Linked DNA regions of Homo sapiens: region 2 is linked to region 1. Evidence: chromatin loops called from intact Hi-C (ENCODE). Cell type or tissue: GM12878. All regions are shown on one strand. Each heading gives the region's core, and the rest is flanking DNA. Links, peaks and the distances in the headings are about the cores only.

Region 1 (11,224 bases), core at 3,206-5,705:
ATGCCATCAGCTGCTGCCAATTTGGGAAAATAGATCTGGGGAGGAAAGGGTAGTGTAGAGCTCATGATCAGGCCTCAGCCAACACTAGGGCCCCCAGCTCACCAAGACAGCCCCATGCTAAGCTGCCCTCCCCAAAGTCTCAGCTGGTCATAACTGGTAGCGTTTCTTGAGATTGTTGTGCAGATGGAGACTCTGAGTGCCAGAGATGGCAAGTGACTTGTCCAAACTCACACAGTAAGTTGGTGGCAAAGCTAGGGCTGGAACCCAGGGCTTATGCCTCCCAGTTCAGCTGCCCAGCACTGTGCTAAATGCGCCATATGGAGTATTTAATCCTATAAACAATCCTGTGAAGTTCATACTTTTCTTATCTCTGTTTTACAGATGAGGAAACTAAGGCATAAGGAATTTAAGTGAATTGTCAAAGTCTCACAGCCTGTGGGTGGAGGAGCTGAGATTTGAACCCCAGGAGGTCTGGGCCCATGCTTTTAACCACCCTCTCTACTGCCTGTCTCCATGGTGATGAGGCAGCAGGCTGTGTTCTTCCACCCACCTGGGGCTGGGAAAAGGTTGTTCAGGCTCTGGGAGTTGTTGGAAGATTTTGCCAAGCCAAATTCCCTCCCACTCGGATGCTCTGGGGGAAACCTGGGTACTCACCGCTGATGCCTCCCTGCCTTTGCTGGTGGCCACTTGTTATTGGAGGCTGGAGGTGTGTAGCAGATTTAGAGCCACTTCCAACTCTAGTGGACACTGTTCTGAGCCTCTGGGGTGGGGAGGGGTGTGGGTCTGTGTTGTCAGATGAGTCCTGCCACTGGACATGTCTGTTTTGTTCAGGCAGAGGGACCTGTGTGCGTGTTAACAGCTGACAGTGGTCACTGGGCCCAGAACAAGGCTCCTGCTCCTCAGGCTGTGACAGAGAGGGCAGATGGAGCAGGAGCCTGGGCAGGAAGCTGCCTACTCCCCCTCCACTCCCCTGCTCCACAGTGATTGTAACAGGAGGGTGATGGTGAGGAGCACTGCTCACAGGTTCACATACACCTCACCATGCACTCACACATACATGCTTTCACATCCATCCGTAAACACACATGTATCTACACATGATGTATAGATGCCATGTTCTCATGCAAACCATCACACATATGCACTCACACAACTGCACACACATGGAGGCCCTCAGACACACATCCATGCATGGGGTACACACTGGCACATACCTTCCTGAAGGCCCCCTCACCCATGCACAGCTGCCACATGTGAACACGTCTCAGATTTGCTTACAGAGCTGCAGTTGCATCTGAAAACATATAAGCAGACATAGGCACACTTTCTCACACAAACACACATATTCCCTCTCATAGATACAGGTGAAAAGCATGTTCTTTTCTCCATTTCCTTTTGCTACACACCTACACTTTGAAATCTTTCACACATTCTCTCCTACAGACCTAGCCACTCTTGCACACCCACTGTCACACACCTACGTACAGACCGAATCACTTTCTCTCCTTTCTTTTCCACATCTCTTTCTCTTTCATACCACCCACACAGCAATCCTAGCCTCTCTCTCTCTTTTCCTCTCACCCACACACAGCTTCCTGGTTTCCCACAGGCTGGGCTGCAGCCACTTCCCTAGAGCAGGCACTCTCAGGGTTAGCGATACCCCAACCTGGTGGGGGTCCCAGGATCCCACCCCCACCCCTCACTCTCCCAACCTGCCCTCTACCCTGGGTACAAGATGATGAGAGCAGAGCAGCCACACGATCAGAGGAATTCTCTGAAGCCCATGAGGCCAGGAGGAGAAATGGGAACTGCCAGGGAGGGTTCCTGCATTCTGAGTCTCCCCAGTGTGAACAGGGGACATCCCAAACCCAGGCCACCTGCAGGTCTGTGTTTCACAGGCCCTTGTGTGGGGTGGGCTTACGCTAGCACATTCCTAACTTCCTTTAGCAGAAATCTAAACACACAACTCTTGATGCAAAAGACAGATGAAAGTGGAACCACCCTGGTCAAGGGGGTGGGGAACCCGGGGAAACTTCGGTGAAAACCTAGACCAGCATTTCTCCAACCGTGGTTCTGTTTCAAAATTGCTGGGGCTGTGGAGGGTACTTGCCATCAGTCCTGTGCCAAGCCCACCAGCTCGTGCCCTCAATGGGAGTGGTGCTGGAATGTGGGTATCTGGACTTTTAACAGCATCCCACGTGACTCTGATGTACATGGCCACTGCCATGGGGCTTCGCACGCTCAATCTGAATGGCATTTTGCTCAGTGAAAGGTGGGGAGCTGAGCCCCAGAGCTGCCATACAGCACCCTGCCTTGTTGCTGACCCACTGGTGAAGTCAGGGGATGGCAGCAGGTGGGTGGGGACATGGTCACCCTTCTCAGTGCCCATTTGCCTAAGTTCTACCAAGAGAGACAGTTATTCTAGTTACTGGGGCTGAGACATAGCGGGGAAGATGGGCCTGAGCACCCAGGTCTGAAAGGAGAGCCAGGAAGAGGTAGGGTGGGAGGTGGTACCAGTTATGGGGACAGAATCACAAAGGCAGATTTCAAAGTGGGTAGTGGGTGGGTTAGAGAAAAGAAAAGGGGACACAAAGAAACTGTCTCCCTCCTAGCCGAAGGAGATAGGAGGATTTTAGGACAGACCGACCGACCTAGCGATACAGAAAATGATAAGGAAACGGAGAGACAGACAACCAGGCAGCAGAGAGTGAGGCACAGCGAGAGGAAAGAGAGGTGCCCCCGCCTGGAGATGGGAGGCTGAGCGGGTGGAGGAGGGAGTCGCACCCCCAGGGCTGGGCGGGGCGGGGCGGGAGGGGCGGCGCTAGGGCCCCGGGGAGCAGGCAGCAGGAGCACGGCTCACCCGCCCGCCCGCCCGCCCAGCGCTCCCGGCTCCCAGCCCGGGGTCCCGGAGCAGCCCGCTAGGCGGTGGCGGTGGCGGCGGCGAGGAGGGGGCGTCGGGCGCGGAGCCTGGGCCTGGCGCGGGGCGGGGGTGGCGGGGACCTCGGGGCGGGGCGCGCTGACGGACGCGGCCAGGTGTGCCGAGGCGGCGGCGCCCGGGAGCTCGGGGACCGTGCGCAGCGGCTGGAGGTGAGTGAGGGGCGCTGGCCTGGCAGGGGTGCGGGCACCGCGCGAGCCTCGCCCCTTCCCACCTGCGCTATTCCCGGCGCCGCCCAGGAGGAGGTGGCACATCTGGGCTCCAGTCCTCGCACGCGGGGTGACCTTGGCCAAGTCGCTTCTACACTTTGGGCCTCAGTTTCCCCATCTGTAGGTGGGGGGCTGGAGGGGTATCGAGGCTTTCGAGCAGCTGAGGAGCGGGAGGACGCCCTGACGCCGGGAAGCTACCCTCCTGGGCTGCGTGGGGGCTCCAGCCCTTGCGCCCCTCCCCGCAAGCGGATCAGGGCGAGGCAGCCCCAGGCTTACAGGTGGGCAACAGCCCAGAGTCTGTCTCCCCAAGCCCGTTCTGGGAAAAGTCGGACCGACTTGACCCAGGATAACCCAGGCGGGTTGGGCTCTGCCCAGAATTGACCAACATGGGCGCCGTGGGGGCAGCGGGAACGGCCAGTGCTGGGCCTCCTCACTCCTCCCTGCGGGCGGGGCGACCGGGCTCTGGGGTCTGGCTGTGCCGGTGGGGCACACAGGATGCCAGAGCAGTCACACCCTGGGGACCACCCAGCCCAAGCCCTACCTGGAGAAATCCAGGCCTTTCCCCAGCGCCTACAGGGAGAGGGGAAACTGTCCTGCGCTGCCCGCCTCACAACATCTTTGCAATTGCCCTCCTTGCCAAGGTGAGAGAGAGGCCCCAGAGGTGAAGTTAGTGGAGGGCTCGGCTCCTTTCTAACCGCTGCGCTGTGGAATCAGGGGCACTGTCCAGAGCCCTGGCAGGACCTCTTTGAGGACTCAGGAAAAGGTCTCCTTTGCTCCCCCCATTACCCCAAGTTATGGGCGTATTCCGGAAGGTGCCAGGGAACTCCGTCCATGGGGTCCAGGTTGTCTGGAAGGGACAAGAGCTGAGTGGGAAGCAGCATGTGCCCCATCCCCCATCCCCCACCCTGTCCTGAATGGCAGGTGGCACTGGAATAAACCAACTTGTTATGTGATCTTGGAGCAAGACCCTTGCTCTCTTGGCCTCCGGTGAGAGGGTTTGGCAGGGTAGCCCCTGAGGGGGAAATTGCACTGTGGACAGCAGTGCTGGTGGTAGCTGTAGGGCTAGTCAGAGGGTGCCCTACCCCCTGTCCATTAGAAAGTGGAAGTGAAACTGGATGCTGATGGGGGTCTAGGGTACACTGGGGCAAGGGGTTGGAAGCCTTACTGGCGCCAGCCTGCCTTGTCACCAAGCCCAGGCCTGGCCCATTCCATGTTGGGGGGCACAGCCACAAACTGGAACTGATGTGCTCCCCCACTACTTGCCATATTGTCTCAGGCAGGCAGATGAGATCCCTCAGGGGAGTTGAAAACCCCCCGGGGAGCTGAAAAACCCTGTTTGCTGGGTGGGGCATCCCCTTCCTCTGTCTCCTTAGGAGATCTTGGTCTGGTTCCTCCCCTTCTCTGGTCCTCAGTTTTTCCATCAGTACGAAGGGGATGGCCTAGGATCACTCTAGCTTGATATTCAAACTTCCCCCAGGAATGTTGTTTACCACTCTGGCTTGCAGCCCCCACTTTCCAGGCCTGCCCCGTCTTTGCAAGCCATGGGCCGGCTCCCCTCAACCCCACAACTGACACCTAAATTAAGCTGTGGTTGGAACCAGCATTTACATGGCTAAATAAGGCCTTTAACTCCTTCCCTCCCTAGTCAGCTGTTGCCCTTATCTACTCCCCATCCCTTAAGGTAGGAAAAAAACCAACCAAATCAAACCTGTGGCATTCAGGCGCGTGGTTCCTGGTGCATCCCTAGGTTCTTCCGTGGCATTTTATCCAGTATCCGATTTTAGAATTGGGGAGACTGGGGCCAAGGAGGGGAAGAGGTTTGCACAGAGTGATTCTGTGGGAAGGAGGCAACAGAGCTCCCTCTCCTTGGGAAAGAGCACATCCTTAATAGGTGAATGGCGACATGAGTGTCCATGGAGCACCTGGAGAGAGAGGAGAAGCATGGGAGGAACCTTCTTCCATCTTCTCTCCACCCCTAGTCACAGCCCATTTCCAGGGCTGACATGTGTCTTCCTGAGCCCACGTCACAGCTCTGGGAGGTGGGCAGGGCAGGAGTCAGCACACTCCTTCCACCTGCCAGGGCTGCCCTCCCACAAGGCTGAGCACACCTCCAGGGCCCCTGCCTGGCCTGGGAGGCACCTTTTCCTTCAAGGCAGCTCCCAGGCTTCTAGACATGAGCTCATCGGAGCTGCTGGTGCCAGGAAGGGAGGGACTGAGGGGAAGCAGGCAGGGCTGCCCAGATCAGGGCACCGTGGGCCCGGGGAAGTACAGGGGGGTGCTACTGGTGAGGCCCTGCAGGCTCTGGTCCCCATTGTAGTGAAGAGACAGCAGCAGGATAGATCTGCTGAGGGTCAACTGGGGAAGGGTGGAGATGGGCCAAGTGCCCTGGGCTGTAGTGCTAGGCCAACCTCTGCTGCCCACTCACTTACTGTGTGACCTTGGGTAAATCCCTTTCTCTCTATGGGCCTCACTGTCCCTGGCTAGCAATGGGTTGGGATGGGTGCTTAGACACTGAGGTTGCAGTAGTGAATAAGACAGACAGGCCCCTGCCCTCAAGGCACTTGCATTTTAATTGGGGAGATAGAAAAGAAAAAAGGAAGCAAATAAATCATCAAGATAATTTCAGATAGGTAAAAGTGCCATAAAAAAATAAGTCATGCTGTTAAGATGGAGAGCAGTTAGGGGGCTACCGGGGGTTGGTGATTAGGAAAGTCCTCTCTCAGAGGTGACTTCAGAACAGAGACCTGAATCTTATTTGAAGCAATGCTCAAGGCTTTCTGGGGAAGGTGTATCTGCAACTGGAGTCTGGAAGAATGGGGAAGCTGGGGTGGGGGAGGATTTGGTTGGGAGGAAAGGTTTCCCAGAAGATGGTCATGCTCTGGGGCTAGGGGCTGGGACCAGTGGCAGGGACTGGAGGGTGGGGGTGTTGGTTGCATCCCCAGGGGCTTCAGACTGCAGATCCAAAGGAGCTCCACCTGAGATCTGGTCAGAGGGGCGGCTGGGCCTGCCTGCAAAGTGGCTCTGCTAAGTTAGTCGTGTGTGTGTGTGTGTGTTTCTGTGTGTGTGTGTTTCTGTGTGTGTGTGTGTGTGTGTGTGTGTGTGGTCAGAGTCTTTTGTGAACTGTCCCTGGATATTGGGGCTCAATTGCTACCCAGTGTGGCCAGAGGAGGAGTCAACATGGAAGCAGCCTGTAGGCCCTGTAATTCCAAAGGCTTACACAAGCCCTCTGTTTGGAATGAAATCTACCAACTGGCTGCTGCTGCCTGAAATTCCACCAGCCTAGCTTCAGCTTTTCCACTCGGTGAGGCAGGGTCGTATAGTACTGTGCAGACCCTGCCCTACCCTACCCTGTCCAGCCTCCCAGGGTTGCTGCGGGTGGAACAAAATTCAGTCTACTCCTAAATTCTTGGAGGCATGCCTCATGTGTGGCTAATACACAGATTCTGTGGTTGGACCTCTGGGTTCCCTTCCTGGCTGGCTGGGAGATCTTAACTATGTTATGTAACCTCTCTGGGTTTTTGTTTCCTCATCTATAAAATAGAAACAATAATAGACCCTGTTGTATACTGTTGTTCTGAAAATTAAATGAGATGATGATAAATGCTAAAAAAAAATGAGCTACCATTTAGGTATTGTGAGGTTTTGATCTCTGTTAAAATAGCGGTCAGGTGTGGTGGCTCACGCCTGTAATCCCAGCACTTTGGGAGGCCAAGGCAGGGGGATCACCTGAGGTCAGGGGTTTGAGACCAGCCTGGCCAACATGGTGAAACCCCGTCTCTACTAAAAATACAAAATTAACCAGGAATGGTGGTGCATGCCTGTAATCTCAGCTCCTCAGAAGGCTGAGGCAGGAGACTCGCCTGAACCCAGGAGGCAGAGGTTGCAGTGAGCCGAGATCGCGCCATTGCACTCCAGCCTGGGAGACGGAGTGAGACTCCAGCAAAAAAATAGAAATAGCAAGTTCTTAAGGAGATGGGCTCTCGCTTAAGACTAATTGTATCTCAGTATAAGTTACTTTTTGATGTTTGGCCAGGAACAGGTTTTTTTGTTTGTTTGGTTGGGTTGTTTGTTTGAGACAGAGTCTGACTCGGCCACCCAGGCTGGGGTGCAGTGGCATGATTATGGCTCACTGCCGCCTCGACCTCCTGGGCTCAAGTGATCCTCCCACCTCCTAAGTAGCTGGAACTACAGAGATGTGCCACCGTGCCCGGCTAATTTTTGTATTTTTAGTAGAGACAGTGTCTCGCTATGTTGCCCAGACTGGTCTTGAACTCCTGGGCTCAAGTGATCCATCTGCCTCAGGCTTACAGGCATGAGTCACCATGCCCGGCCTAGGAACAGGTTTTGATGGTGGGAGAATAGGCACAAGCACAGCGGAAAATGCCTGGACTGAGCTTCAGGAACGGATGCTCGAACCTCCGCTCTTAGCTGACTGGCTGGTGGTCTTGGGCAAATCATTTGCTTCCTCTGGGCCTCAGGCTTCACTTCTGACTGCTGAGATATGGGCTAGTAAGGATCTGAGGGGATCATGGGTGTGACAAAGCTCCTTACTGGCTTGTCACCAAGAACATGGGGCTAGCAGGAGGGGCTGACACCATGGTGTCAAGGGTCAAGGAAGGGGCAGGCTGGATGAGCCCCTGGGACAGGAGAGTGGGCTAACCTGAGACCCTTGCGTGTAATCCTCCAGAATAAAATCTCTTAGAGTCTAAGAGTGCTTGAAAGATAAAAGCCACAGTTCTTGAAAAATGATTGTTTACTGTTATTTACTATGTACCATGGGTGCTTTAAGTTCTTTACGCATCAACAACTCCATGAGGTGAGTACTGTTATTAGCATTTTGCAGATGGGAAACTGAGGCACAGAGAAGTTGGTTAAGTGAGCTTCCAAGGTCGCACACCTGGTAAGTGGCTAGATTCAAACACAGGCAGTCTGGCCCCAAAAACTGTGTGCTTAACTTCTTCGCAACATGGTCTCTCCCACACTAGATGGAGTGCCAGGGGCTCAGAAAAAGCAAGCCACCTATCCCAGAACAGACAGCATTCATCTTTGATCCTCATCATCCCTGAAGCTTAGGTCCTGGAAGGAGGAGCCTCACTGGGTCTAGGGTCCGGGGCTCTGAGATTGGCCCTTGAACCAGCTCAACCTTTCTATTCCCCTGGCAGTAGGTCAGAGAGGATCAAGGGTGCCCTGCAGTCACTGTGGGCATGGAAGGCTCTGCCATGGCCTGATGAGTGGGCGTTGTTAGTGCCTTGGAACTTGAGTGGCTCCTAAGTGCTTGAGTTGTAATAAACTCCCACGCAGTCTGGCACACCGCCACCATTGTACAGTTAGGGGAAACTGAGGTCAGAGTGTTTAGGGAGCAGCCCAGGGTCACACAGGCAGAGGACACGCTTCATCCCTGAGCCTCCTGTCCTGCCTTCTGGGCCGCTTAGTTCTTGTGGGCTCCATAGGAAGATGAGATGTTGGGGACCCTCCCATGGATCCCTAAGGTGGCCCTGGCCTCCTCAGCCAGGACATTATTCCCAATATGGGGCCCTTTGGGAGGGCACATGGAGTTGGGGGATGGGGAGAGTACTGATTAAAAAATAGACTGTCACGCGCACGGAGAACAAGCATGCCACCACCCAACCTGAGCCAGTTGGCTCCCCCATGCCTGGCTGCCAGGCCCCACTCAGGTCTCCTGCTGGGGGCCCCGCCCACCATACCCTGGCTCTGGGCCTGAGGCTGAATGCTCCCATCCACCCTCTCCTCTCCCTCCTCCATCCCTGCCCAGCCTCCAGGCAGATGGTGCTCTTACTGAGCTTGGGTGGGCCTGAAGCTCAGCTGTGGACTTTAAGCTGTGCCAGGGGTGTCTGGCATCCCCACACACTGGCTGTGTGGCCTTGAATGAGCCCTTTCCCTCTCTGGGCCTCAAACATTGACAGAGTAATGCTGTCAATCAAAGTTCTTTCCCAGATTTCTTCTCTCATTTAGACCTGACAGACACTGCAGGAGACCCCACTCAGAGAGGTGACCTGCAGTGGCCACTCAGCTAGGGTGCAGCAGAGCAGAGGCCAGTACCCAGATAATTGTGCAAATCCCAATCCTGTACAACTCCGGGTGAGTGAGGTCACATGGGAGCATGAAGGCAGGAGGCTTTGCAGTCATGATGTGAGCAGTGTTTCATGCATTTGCTCTTTTACTTAGTCAACAAATGTTTATTCAGGCCCAGCTATGGCCGAGGCACAGGGGCATGGACATAGCCAAGGTCCCTGCCCTGCGGGGACAGGCAGACTGACGTGAAAACAAATCCTTATGGAATTACAAAGCTGATGAGCGTTTAGGGAAGAGGCAGAGAGTGTTGTGGCAGGAGAATGTGACCTCTGAGGGCCTTGGGACCTGTGAACAGACCTGAAGGATGAGAAGTGTGGTCAGAAAGGTGCAGCCAAGGGGGCAAGGGAAGAAAGAGCTCTAGGAAAAGGAGCAGCCAGTGCAGAGGCCCTGAGGGGAGAAAGTGCTGGGCTGGCCGAGCACTAGAAAGAGGGTCAGCATGGCTGGAGCCTGGCAGGCTGGGAGGTGAAGCACCACGACGGGAGCTGCAGCGCAGGGGTCAGGGCAGTGGGGCTGGTGGTACAGGGCCTGGAGCCTGCGAAGGGGCTTGAGGCGGATCATAGGAAAGAGGAGCATGCTGGTGCTGATCTAGGAGGTGGGTCTTTGCTCCTTTCCTTTCCTCTTTCCCTTGGATGTCCACCCTGATAGTGCTATCGACAGACCCCATTCATGCCCCCCCAGCCACTTCTTGAGGTGGCTAAATGCAGAGTCTGGGGCCCTCTCTCCCCCATCTCTTCAAGGAGGGTTATGGAGGCCCAGCAGGCCTCAGATGCAAGCTGGTGAGAGTGCGTTCCTGGGCAGGAGGCTGCGGTCACTCAAGCTGAGTGCCCCTGTTCAGGTGAGTTCTTATTTCCTTTTATTCCCTGTGGGAGTCTGTGGACAAAGGAGGGTCAGCTTGTGTCTGAATGAAGGCCGCCCCAGACCTACTTCCACTGCCTGTAACGGCTGCCTGTCCCCTGTTCCATTCCAGGCACCAACCCCCAGCCAACCCTGGAGCCAAAACCCCGGGATGGCAGGCAGGAGGCTTGCATCCTGAGCCCAGCTCTGCTGTACGCTCTAGGGCACACCCCTTTTTCTCCCTGGGCATCAGTTTCCCCATCTCTATTATAGATAAATACTCTAATTTTTCTACACTCGGTGTATGGCCCATGGATGCAGTATCAGCATCACCCAGAAACTTGTTAGAAATGCAGAATCCCAGGCCTCCTCATCCCAGACTTCCTGAATTACAATCTGCATTTTGACAACATTCCTGAGTAATTTCCATGTACTTTAAATTATGAGAAGCGCTATTCTAGGTCAGTTATTTTTAAACTTAAGATAAATGAAAATCTATAGCATATTTTTCCTTCTCTAAAGCTTTACATATAAACACATAAGAGGGCACCCACCCACTGTATATTTATTCATCCCATGAACAAGGAGGGGGAGGAGTGTGGAGGGGTAAGTTAGAGGCACAGGCTTTATTAGGATGGGCGTCAGGAGGAGGAAAAGATAAAACAGGCTGGTGGAGGGGCAGGTGCCATCTGCTCACCCCCTGAGAGCTTCTGACAGTTGGCCTCTAAGGGCCCTTTCGGCTCTGCCCTCCAGGCTCCTCTGCTTTATGGGTTTGGAGAAGGAGTGCTTGATGGTCCATAGCCCAGTGACGTCTTTCCCTGCTTGTCCCTATCTTGCTGTCCTGCCCTCTTCCCCTTGGAATCCCTGAAAGAGTAGCCGGTGCTATTCTTAGTGTGACAGGGTGGTGAGGAGAGAACATACTAGTGCATTATTTATGTTTGTGAGTCAACAGGATTACATTCGGGACTCCCAGAACACCGCCCTCCTAGCGTGGCCTTCATCACAGCCATGGCAGGTGGTCCACTATGTGCAGAGGGGAGGGCAATTTCCCAGGACCTAGAAACCATTCCTTCTGGCCCTGATCGTCCCTGCTCAGAGTCCCTACCCCTCGACCTGGGAAATGACTCATGAAATACCATGGTCAGTTAGGACT
Region 2 (11,224 bases), core at 5,726-8,225, 63 kb before region 1:
GATGAGTGGGCCAGCGAGGCCAGTCTTCAATGTCCACTAATTCACTCTAAGCATTTGGCCAAAAAAAGGAGAGAGAAATAACTGAAATTGTTCAGGTGGCTCCATCGTCTATTCTGTGGTCCCCTCCATGAGCCTTTGCCCCAGGGTGGGTGCAGGTGCGAGTGTCACCTGCAGCTGCCTCAGTCATTCAGAGTTCCAGAGCCTTCTGTGGTGGAGCATCCTGCTGCTTGGAGGATGAGTCTGAAGTTTAAAAATGGGCCTTTTCTGAGCCCCCCTGATGAGCAGTCAGTGCTTCTGGGCCCAGCTAAGGAAGCCATCTGTTCCCAGCAGAGGAGAGCTGCTGCGCTGACCTGCAGAGGTTGGTGGTCCCAGCACAGAGCTGTGCCCATGGGCTTGTTAGTGGGAAAAGCAAATACAACAATGTTTTACCAAACATTTAATTATGAATGCCCACTCCCCAGCATCTAGATCTAAAATTATTAACATTTTGCCACATTCTTTTTCTCTCTCTGTGTATGTATATGTTTTCTCTGTCCTAATTTAAAAGTACATTGCAAACATCATGAAACTTGATCCCTGAAAGCTTCAGCCTGCATCTCCTAAGAGTTAGGGCATTGTCCTACACATTGGCCCAGTATCACAGCCAAGACGAGAAGTCATTTCCCAGCGATGTCTGCTATCTAATCTGTATTCAAATCCCCCCAATTGTCTCCCAGGTAACTTATGTGTCTGGTTTTGGAATCAGCATCCAGTCACGGTGCACACATTGCATTTTCTAACTATGTTTTTAAAACCTCTTTGAATGCTGAAAGGTCTTCCCTCAGCTCACTTTGAGTTTTTAAATGACATTGTTTTTGAGGCCCTAGGCCTGCTGTCTTTTTGAAGCCCCACATTCTGAATTTGTCAGATTGTTTGCTCATGGTGTCGCATAACCACTTCTTCTATCCCCTGTACTTTCAAGGATAATTTAGGCTACATGAGATTTTGCCTTTTGTGCTGACTTGACAGCTTCACTTCTGCCTAAGATGCGCCTCCACTGTCACCTGTACCAAGTGCCAAAACAGCAGAGGGGCCAGTTAGAGCAAGAGCTCTGGGGGGGCCGGAAAGTCTCCCTGGAGAAGGCCGTAATATCTGGGCCTTGGAAGGAAGGACACAGGGCTCTGGAAGGAGGAGGCTGCATGCCTGAAGGCTGGGCCTTCGACCCTGGGGATGGGCCACAGGGCACCAAACACATCATATGTCTCTCTCTTTCTATTTTGGGGTCCCAGGGTTTTCATTTCCTGGAGACCCGTGGTCTGTGTGCACTGGAGCAGAGCCAGGCTCTCAGTTGCAGCAGGGAAAAGCCTACATGGGGAACTGCCTCCCGCAAGCTGTGGTGTGAGAAGAGCCCTGGCTGGCAGCAGGAGCTGTGAAGTTTCATCCCAGCCGGGTGCATTTAGTAGCTGCCTGACCATCTTCCTCCCAGGCCCTCAGTTTCTTCATCTGTAGAATGAGCAGATAGGGGCCACAGCAGGGATTTTCACACATCAAAGGAGGCAGCCTCTGCTCTAGTTGATGTGAGGATGAGGGGGCGGCCTAGACCCCCTGCTGCCCAGGCCGTTGAGGCAACACTGGGTTCCTGGCTTGACAGCTGTGGGCTGGCTGCCCTTGCCAGCTCAGACGGCTGGCGAGTTTTCAGCTTCCCTAAGGGACTGGCATAGGGTTTTGTGGGGTCAATGCCAGGAACCTGGGGGAAACTGGATGCGTTTTATCCTAAGAAGTTCATCCCTCCTGCTCTTACTGTTTCCGGCCCTGGAGGAGAATGAGGGAGGAGAGGGTTTTCTATGACTGTGTTAGCTTTTATTATTAGCAAGAGGGCTCCTTTTGTAATTTGTGCATGAAATTCATGTCATTTCCTGGGAGAGGAGAGGGCCGACTGGAGAGGGTGGGGGGCACACTGGGGAAGCAGGCAGAGGTTTCCTTCCCTTGTAGGGGGGTGGGGAGAGTGGGGAGAGGGGGTGCTATCCAGTTCGCCTGATGAGGGCTCTCGAACCAGCCGTTTTGGGTTGTGTTAAAGGTGAGACCTTCCTCCATTAATGTACAATCTCGAACTAACTGCTAATAAAGTGGGGTTCTGTTTGTACACCTTGGTCCTGTCTGACCTTTTTGCAAGGCCCGCAGGGAAGGGTGGAGTAGGGGTGTTTGCATGCACGGCCAAAGCCCGCTTGTCCCTGCCACCTCAGGCATGCACACGTGCCCACATGTATGCACACACCTATACACATGGTGACTTGGTCAACGCAGATCATTTTCACTGGGTTATAAATGGAAGATTTCCCAGATACAGCAGAGGCCTATCCTAGGGCAGCCACAGGGGGCATCTCAGGTGATAGAAGCCCTCAGACAAGCTGGATTGCTCAGAAGCCCTGGGTGTCGGGCACTGGACCGAGAGGAGACTTGGGGGCTGGAACAATTTCTGCTACTAATGTATATTGTAGCTGGGGGCAAGCCACTTTTACTGTTTTATCCCATTTCCCTCACCTTTTAGACGCATGGAGGGAGTTGGACTCCATGGCCTCACTTGAAGAACTTGCCTAAAACATGCAGATTCCCAGGTCTACTTCCAGAGATTCAGCTCCAGCAGATGTGGGGTGGGGCCCAACATCTTTAAGGAGCCCTCCAGTACACTGAGGAATTTATAAGGAGCCCTCCAGTACACTGAGGCAGCCCAGTGTAACTCTGGCTCAGAGTGGGAAACTCTGACTCAGATCCATGGTTCCTATGGGTTCTAATTAATACGGAGAGCCCCACTGTCCAGGAAAACTTAGGGTAAAACAAATGACTGAAGCCCTCACAGCCTAATTGAGGGCCAGACTCGAGATTTGCCTGGAGAAGGAGAGTTCACAGGTAGGGGCCCAGGCCAGTGTCTGCAATGCAGGTGATCAGACATGCTCCTTCAGAATCCCCTTGGGAAGCTTTAAACAATATACATTCCTGGGCTCCCCCAAAATCTGCTCACTCAGAACCTCTGGGGTGGGACCCAGCACTGTGTACTTTAACAGACTCCTTGGTGTTCAGGGAAGTTTGGGAACACTGAATCAGGCCACCATGTTTGTCAGAGACGGTACCCAGAAATGTGCACAGCTTCTGAGGGACAGAGGAGGGGCATGCTGGGGACACAGCTGGGCAGTCCTGCTTCCCAGGACCCAGTATGTTCAAAGTGAAATACCACAGTGCCACCTCTGATGGCACAAGGGCAGCACCTGCAGAGCCCTCTTTGCAGTTCGTCAGCTGGGAGCTTGGTTTGGGTCAGGTGGCCCTCACCAGCAAGAACACAGCTGGAGGCTGCATGGACAAGAGCAGATCCAGAGGCATGGTGCAGAAAGGTGACTGTGCCAACTGAGGGGTCAGCCTGCAACAGGGATTTTTGAATTTACATACAGCTGAGATTCTGTTTTGAAAGAATCACTTAATTGAAAACCAGGTAAAGGTGGGGGTGCTCTGTGGTTGGAGTGGGAGTGAAGCTCTGGACTCTTCCCAGCTCACCTCCTCCCTGTCTCTCAGGCTATCTTGGAACCCTAAGATTTCTCAAAACACATTGTGAAAACCCAGCCCAGTTGCTTCCAGAGGTCCTAAAAGTCCTGCAGTTCTAATAGGCTGAATGAGTAGCAGCCCATCAGCCCCTCCTCACCCCCCACGGGGATGTCCACCCAGTAAATCTGGTGCCCCAGGAGTGGTTTGGGCTTCTAGAGGTGGGGAGTTACCTTGGAGAAGCCTGGATCATGCGTGTAGGGCAGTGTGTTTCACAATAGGAAAACGCTGGGAACAACCTAGATGTCCATCCACAGGGTCTCAGCTAGGTAACCTCCAGTGTATCCATTCACTGTAATGATGATTCAGTTGAAAGTAATGAGCTCAGTCTCCAAGCCCTGCCAGGGAAATTTCTATGACAGACTTATACAATGTGACCATCATGGAAAGAGAACACTACAGTTTGTATTTTTCCTGGGGTTGTAGATAGACGTCTCATATCAAACTGATACTAGGGGAGGAAAGACTGAGAAGGGGAACTTTCAAAGGAGACTTCAGCCTTGGCTGAAATATATATAAGACAAGGATAATGCATTTGCATATCATTTGTGGAATGAAAAAGTCTTAATGAAAAATAGAAATGGACAAAGCAGAAAGGGGGACTCCAAGCAGCTAGACTTACATGACGATGCGATGAAGGCCAACACTGCTTTACCCAGCCCTTAAGCTCCTATGGAGTTAGGATCTGGAGGAGGCCTAGGTGCCGGTGATCAATTTCTTGCCTGGCTGCATTTATCCTAAGCATTCGTGAAGACCCTGAGCTGAGGATCCTGACTTTCCTGTGACTGTAGGCCAGTCTCAGCTCCTCTCTGGCCCTGGGAGCTTAGCTTCCCCAAGCTGACAGACGGGGGAGCTAGGGTTAACATCACCATTGCTGGAACAAATTGACACCATGTCTCCCGATATGATGCAATGGGAAGGACCCAGTGCAACACCTGGGAAATTCCTAACGAAAACACGGGACATGAATCCAGCCAAGGGGAACAGACAGACACATCCGTATTGAGGGACATTTTGCAAAATAACTGGCTTGAACTCCAACAATGTCAAGGTGATGAAAGATACAGAAAAGCTGAGAAATGGTTCAGGATTAAAGGATACTAAAGAGATGTGGTAATCAAATGCCATGTGTGACCCTGGAGGGGTCCTGGACCATGAAACAATTAGCTATAAAGGATACCATAGGGACACCTAGCAGAATGTCAGGATGGACCGTGTGGATTAGATAATACTATTCAACCGATGTTCAATTTTCTGGTTTTGATTATTTTACTGTTATGTAAGAGTATCTAATGAAGTACATGTGAGATATTAGTTTTTTGAAATTACTTTTGCACCAACCTAATATTTAGGGGTAAAAAGGAAGAAATGGAACTGAATTTTGACTCCTGTTCTTTCTCTAGTGGTACTAGATGGTAGGTACTCATCAGATGCAGTCCAAAAGATGTCCACCAGGGGGCACTATTATCCTAGCCTCTCACAGTGTAGTCAGCGCGAATGCCTCCCGGGAAGACTGGGCTGGTGGTTAATGGTGGTGGGGCAATAATATTATCAATATTAACATCAATAAATTAAATAATATAAATAAAAAGTATTTCTTATCCTGTCAGGCAGACCCTCTGCTTATCAAGTGCTATCTTTAAAATTTTTTCTTTTTGTGACAGTGTCTCACTGTGTCACCCAGGTTGGAATGCAGTGATCTCGGCTCACTGCAGCCTCAAGCTCCTGGGCTCAAGCCATTCTCCCACCTCAGCCTTCTGAGTAGCTGGGATTACAGGCATGCACCACCACGCCAGGCTAATTATTTTGTATTTTTTGTGAAGATGGGGTTTTGCCATGTGGCCCAGGCTGGTCTTGAACTCCTGGCCTCAAATGATCCTCCTGCCTCAGCCTCCCAAAGTGCAGGGATTACAGGCATCGGCCACCTTGCCCGGCCTCTTTTAATCTTCATAACAATCCTCTGAGGTAGGTATTATCATTCCCATTGTATATTTGAGGAATTTGAGTTCAGAGAGGTTAAGTAACTCTGTCAGGATCACAGAGCTGGTAGTCATTGATCCATGAGACTCCACAGCCTGGAGTCCACTAGGCTGTCCTGCCCCCTGGGCCTGAGGCTGGGAATGTGTCCTGGCACAGGGAAATGCCATGACCATGAGGCAGAGTGGGGACAATTCCCCGAGCCTGGCTCTGCCCTTTTCAGGGCTGGGGACTGGGTGATCCTGGGAAGCTGTTAAAGGTGCCTAACAGTATGTGTACCTACAAATCTAAAACAGAAGTACAAACAGGGAATGGTGTGAGATGTATGTCTCCTTCCACTCCCTGACCTTTGTCCTCCAACTCACTTCTTCAGAGGAAACCACCATTAGCAGTTTCTGTGGATCTTTCCAGAAATTGTTTTACATATACAAACAGTTGCGTGAGCATGCACACCCTGCTGGTGTGTACCCTCAGGCTATTCTGCACTGTGCTTTTCCATGGGGGCCTCTGGTCAGTGGGTGGAGGGTATTTACTGCTCTGCATGGCAGCAGAGGGCTCCTCTGCATGGGTAATTGGTGGAGGGTGTCTGTTGCTCTGCATGGCAGCAGATGGAGGGCTCCTCTGCATGGGTACTTGGAGAAGCTCTGCTCTATTACACCTTTCAGGGAGTGGGGGTAAAAACTGGAGCTTGAATTCCTTGGCCTTTGCCCCATTCTGGGGTGTTCTCCCTTGGGAAGGAATAGGCTGTGCAGCACAGTAGTCAAAATATGCACAGCCGGGTAGATCTGGTTTCAAATACAGGCTCAGTGTTGGCTGTGTGACCTTGGTCAAGTAATTCATGTCTCTGAGCCTCAGTCTTTGCTTTTGTGAAGTGGGGATAGTCACAGGACTGAGGTGACAGAGATGTTGTGAGGAGTGAAGAGACAGTGTCTGGAAAGCCCTCAGCAGGAGCCTGCTACACAGTGAGTGCTCAGTAAAGTCTCTGCCAGTTCCTGGTTTCACACACATACAGACCCCATTTCTGAGCCTGAGCCTGGGGGTGGCACTGCCACCTTTGTCCTGAGGCAGATGAGGATGGGCTGAGGAGTCAAGTGGCCCACTCAATGTGGAAACTCATTACATTTGATTGTTCTTCCTGGGACCTTGAAATGGAAGTGGTGGGTGATCTGAGGCGCTGAGAATGACCCTTCAAAACACACACACATAACACCAACTTCACAGGAAAACAAGGAACATGAGAGACTGCTATAAGCAGCTGCACGTTAAAAAATCAGATGCTCTAGATGCAATGGACAAATTCCTAGAGACACACAAACTACCAAAACTGACTCAAGAGGAAATAGAAAATCTGAATAGGCCTGTAACAAGTCAGGAGATTGAATCGGTAATCAAAAAACTCCCAGCAAAGAAATGCCTACCACCAGGTGGCATCATTGGTGAATCCTACAAAACATTTAAAGGAGAATTAACATCAATCCTTCTCTTAAATTCTTACCAAAAATCTAAAGAGGAGAGAACATTCCCAACTCATTCTATGAGGCCAAGCATTACCTTGATACTGAAACTAAGACTCTACAAGAAAAGAAAATTGCAGGCCAGGCGTGGTGGCTCACACCTGTAATCCCAGCACTTTGGGAGGCTGAGGCAGGTGGATCACCTGAGGTCAGGAGTTCAAGACCAGCCTGGCCAACATGGCAAAACCCCATCTCTACTAAAAATACAAAAATTAGCCAGGCATGGCAGCATGCACCTGTAATCCCAGCTACTCGGGAGGCTGAGCCAGGAGAATCGCTTGAACCCAGGAGGCGGAGGTTGCAGTGAGCCAAGATTGCGACAGTGCAGTCCAGCCTGGGTGATAAGGCGAGACTCCATCTCAAAAAACAAAACAAAACAAAAAAATTATATGCCATGATCAAGTGGGTTTTATCCTAGGAATGCAAGGGTGGTTCAACATATGAAAATCAAAGTAATGTACCACATTATTAGAATGAAGGGGGAAAAAACCACATGATCATCTCAATTGATGCAGAAAAAGCATCTGACAAAATCCAACACCCTTTCATGATATAAACGCTTATCAAACTAGTACTAGAAAAGAACTCTTTCAACATGATAAATGCCATATGTGAAAAACTCACAGCTAACATAACTTTTTTTTTGAGACAGGATCTCACTCTGTTGCCCAGGCTGGAGTGCAGTGGCACAGTCGTGGCTTACTGCAACCTCGACCTCCCAGGCTCAAGCGATCCTCCCACCTCAGCCTCCCAAATTGCTGGGACTACAGGCACGTGCCACGCCTGGCTAATTTTTTATTTTTGTTGTAGAGACAGGGTCTCGCCATGTTGCCCAGGCTGGTCTAGAACTCCTGGGCTCAAGTGACATAATTCTTAATGGTGAAAAACTGAAAGCATTTCCCCTAGGATGAGGAACAAGACAAGGATGTCTGTTTTCATAACTTCTAGTTAAGATTAGAAACTTATACTCAACACAATACTGGAAGTTCTAGCCAGAGCAATTAGGCAAGAAAAAAACAAAAGGCATCCAAATTGGAAAGAAAGAAGTAATACTATCTCTATTTATAGATGACATGATCTTAATGCCTAGAAAACCCAAAAGAATTCATACACATACACAAACTATTAGAGTTAATAAGTGAATTTTGCAAAATTTCAGGATACAAAATCAATACACAAAATCCATTGAATTTCTATACACTATAATGAACAATCCAAAAAGGAAGTTAAGAAAACAATTCTACTTATGATAGCATCAAAAAGAATAAAATATAGGCTGGGCGTGGTGGCTGACACCTGTAATCCCGGAACTTTGGGAGGCCGAGGCGGGTGGATCACCCAAGGTCAGGAGTTTGAGATCAGCCTGGCCAACATGGTGAAACCCCATCCCTACTAACAGTACAAAATGAGCCGGGTGTGGTGGCACATGCCTGTAATCCCAGCTACTTGGGGGGCTGAGGCAGGAGAATCATCTGAACCCTGTAGGTGGAGGTTGTGGTGAGCTGAGATCATGCTGCTGCACTCCAGCCTAGGCAACAAGAGGTAAACTCTCTCTCAAAATAATAATAATAATAATAATAATAATAATAATAATAATAATAATAAATATATAGGAATAATTTAATCAAGGTGGTGAGAAACTTGAATACAGAAAACTATAAAACATTTCTTGAAGAAATTAAAGATCTAAATGAATGGAAAGACATCCCATGTTTGATTAGAAGACTTAATATTGTTAAGGAATATACAGATTTTTTGCAATTCCTATCAAAATCCAATAGGTTTTTTTCCAGAAATGAAAAAAAAAATTCCTAATATGAAAATTCCTAATATTCATATGGAATTTCAAGAAACTCAGAATAGCCAAAACAATCTTGAAAAAAAATGACGCAGTTGTAGGATTCATGCTTTCTGATTTCAGAACTTACTGCAGGCCAGGCACGGTGGCTTACACCTGTAATCCCAGGACTTTGGGAGGCCGAGGTGGGTGGACCATCTGAGATTGGGAGTTCGAGACCAGCCTGGCCAACATGGCAAAACCCCGTCTCTACTAAAAATACAAAAATCAGCTGGACGCGATGGCGCGTGCCTGTAGTCCCAGCTACTTGGGAGGCTGAGGCTGGAGAATCACTTGAACTCGGGAGGCAGAGGTTACAGTGAGCCGAGGTCGCACCACTGCACTCCAGCCTGGGCAACAGAGTGAGACTCTGTCTCAAAAACAAAACACAACAAAACAAAAAAACAAAACTTCTGCAAATCTACAGTAATTATAACAGTGTGCTACTGGCATAGGATAGACATATAGACCCTGGGGTAGAATTGAGAGCCCAGAAACAAGCCCTCACATCTATTGCCAATTGATTTTTGACAAGGGTGCTAAGACCTTTCACTGGAGAAAGAATAGTGCTCCAAAACCTGGATATCACATGCAAAAGAATGAAGTTGAACCCTTACCACATACCATATGCCAAGACTAAGTGAGAATTGATCAAAGACTTAAATTTAAGAGCTAAACTTAGAACTATTAGAAACATCAGTGCAAATATCTATGACCTTGAATTTGGTAATGGTTTCTTAAATATGACACGAAAAGCACAGGCAACAAAGAAAAAAAATAAATTTGTCTTCATTAAAATTTAAAAGACTTTTGTGTGTCAAAGGACACCATTAAGGCCAGGCGCCATGGTTCACACCTGTAATCCTGGCACTTTGGGAGACCTAGGTGGGTGGATCACTTAAGACCAGAAGCTCAAGACCAGCCTGGGCATCATGGTGAAACCCCATCTCTGCAAAAAATACAACAATTAGCTGGGCATGGTGGTGTGCCTGTGGTCCCAGCTACTTGGGAGGCTGAGGTGGGATGACCCCTTCAGCCTGGGAAGTGGAGGTTGCAGTGAACCAAGATTGCATCATTGCACTTCAGCCTGGGTGACAGAGCAAGACCCTGTCTCAAAAAAGAAAGAAAGAAAAAAGGACACTATGAAGAGAGTTAAGAGACAATCCACATAACGGGAGAAAATATTTGCAAATCATATGTCTCATAAGGGCCTAATATCCAAAAAATATAAAGAACAACTCAACAACAAAAAGACAAACAATCCAATTAAAAAATGGGAAAATGACTTGAATGGATGTTTCTCCAAAGAAGACGTACAATGGCCAACACACTCATGAAAAGGTGCTCAACACATTAGTCATTAGTGAAATGCAAATCAAAACCACTTCTCACCTACTAGGATGGCTATAATTTTTTTGTTTGTTTGTTTTTTGTTTTTTGTTTTTTTTTTGAGACGGAGTCTTGCTCTGTCACCCAGGCTGGAGTGCAGTGGTGTGATCTCGGCTCACTGCAACCTCCACCTCCCGAGTTCAAGCAATTCTCCTGCCTCAGTCTCCAGGCATCCACCACCAGACCCGGCTAATTTTTGTATTTGTAGTAGAGATGGGGTTTCACCATGTTGGCCAGGCTGATCTGGAACCCATGACCTCAGCTGATCTGCCCACCTGGTCTTCCCAAAATTCTAGGATTACAGGCATAAGCCACCACATGTGGCCGGCTATATATATATATATATATATATATATATATATATATATATATATATATTTTTTTTTTTTTTTTAAGGAAAATAAGTTTTGATGAGGATGTGGAGAAATTGGAACCCTTATACATTGCTAGTGGGAATGTGAAATGGTACAGCTACTGTGGAAAACAGTTTAGTGTTTCATCAAAAGGTTAAACAGTATTCACAATAACCAAAAGCTGGAAAGAGCACAGGTGTCCATCAATAGATGAATGAGAAAATAAAATGTGGTATATAATACAATGGAATATTATTCCACCACAAAAAAGGAAGGAAGAAATTCTGATACATGGTACAACATAAATTAGCCTTGAAAACATTATGTGAAATAAAATAAGCCAGACACACAAAAAGACGAATATTGTCCGATTTCCTTTATACTAAATATCTAGAATAGGCAAATTCACAGAGATAAGAAGTAGGCTAGAGGTTACCATGGCTGAGGGGAGAGGGAGGATGGGAGTTATTGCTTAAGGAGCACAAAGTTTCTCCTTGGGTGATGGAGAGTGTTGACAATAGATAGTAGCAATGGTTGTGTAACATTGTGAATGTACTAATGCCACTGAATTGTGCACTTTAAAA

Evidence for each region. A loop is a pair of places that touch in the nucleus more often than their neighbours do. Peaks named below come from ENCODE experiments on the same cell type or tissue, not always from the same donor. Only the 100,000 strongest peaks of a DNase experiment are listed, where the experiment ranks them.
Region 2: it touches region 1 in a loop (7-fold over the local background); 5 of 110 quality-filtered maps call a loop at or near these places.

What each region holds. Positions count from the first base shown.
Region 1 is chr5:150,621,821-150,633,044 of GRCh38, forward strand. It overlaps LOC124901107 (a long non-coding RNA gene), which reads right to left and starts at 5,125. Exons shown (of 3, transcript XR_007058995.1): 1 at 4,843-5,125; 2 at 1,215-1,294; 3 at 1-841. It also overlaps a transcript of SYNPO not described here. RefSeq lists enhancers at 1,560-1,619, 1,680-1,879, 4,230-4,569, 4,331-5,046, 5,047-5,760 and 1 more and silencers at 1,647-1,941, 2,860-3,019, 5,219-5,288. In GM12878, for the core only: no CTCF peak of the experiment used is centred there; a DNase peak (open chromatin) is centred at 4,401; H3K4me3 peaks cover 2,500 bases; H3K27ac peaks cover 2,213 bases.
Region 2 is chr5:150,556,090-150,567,313 of GRCh38, forward strand. NDST1 (N-deacetylase and N-sulfotransferase 1) reads left to right here. Exons shown (of 15, transcript NM_001543.5): 15 at 1-2,122. Among named protein-coding and RNA genes, the nearest start is that of NDST1, 54 kb to the left of the region's middle. RefSeq lists an enhancer at 1,019-1,188. In GM12878, for the core only: a CTCF peak has its summit at 6,964 (motif pointing right); a DNase peak (open chromatin) is centred at 6,992.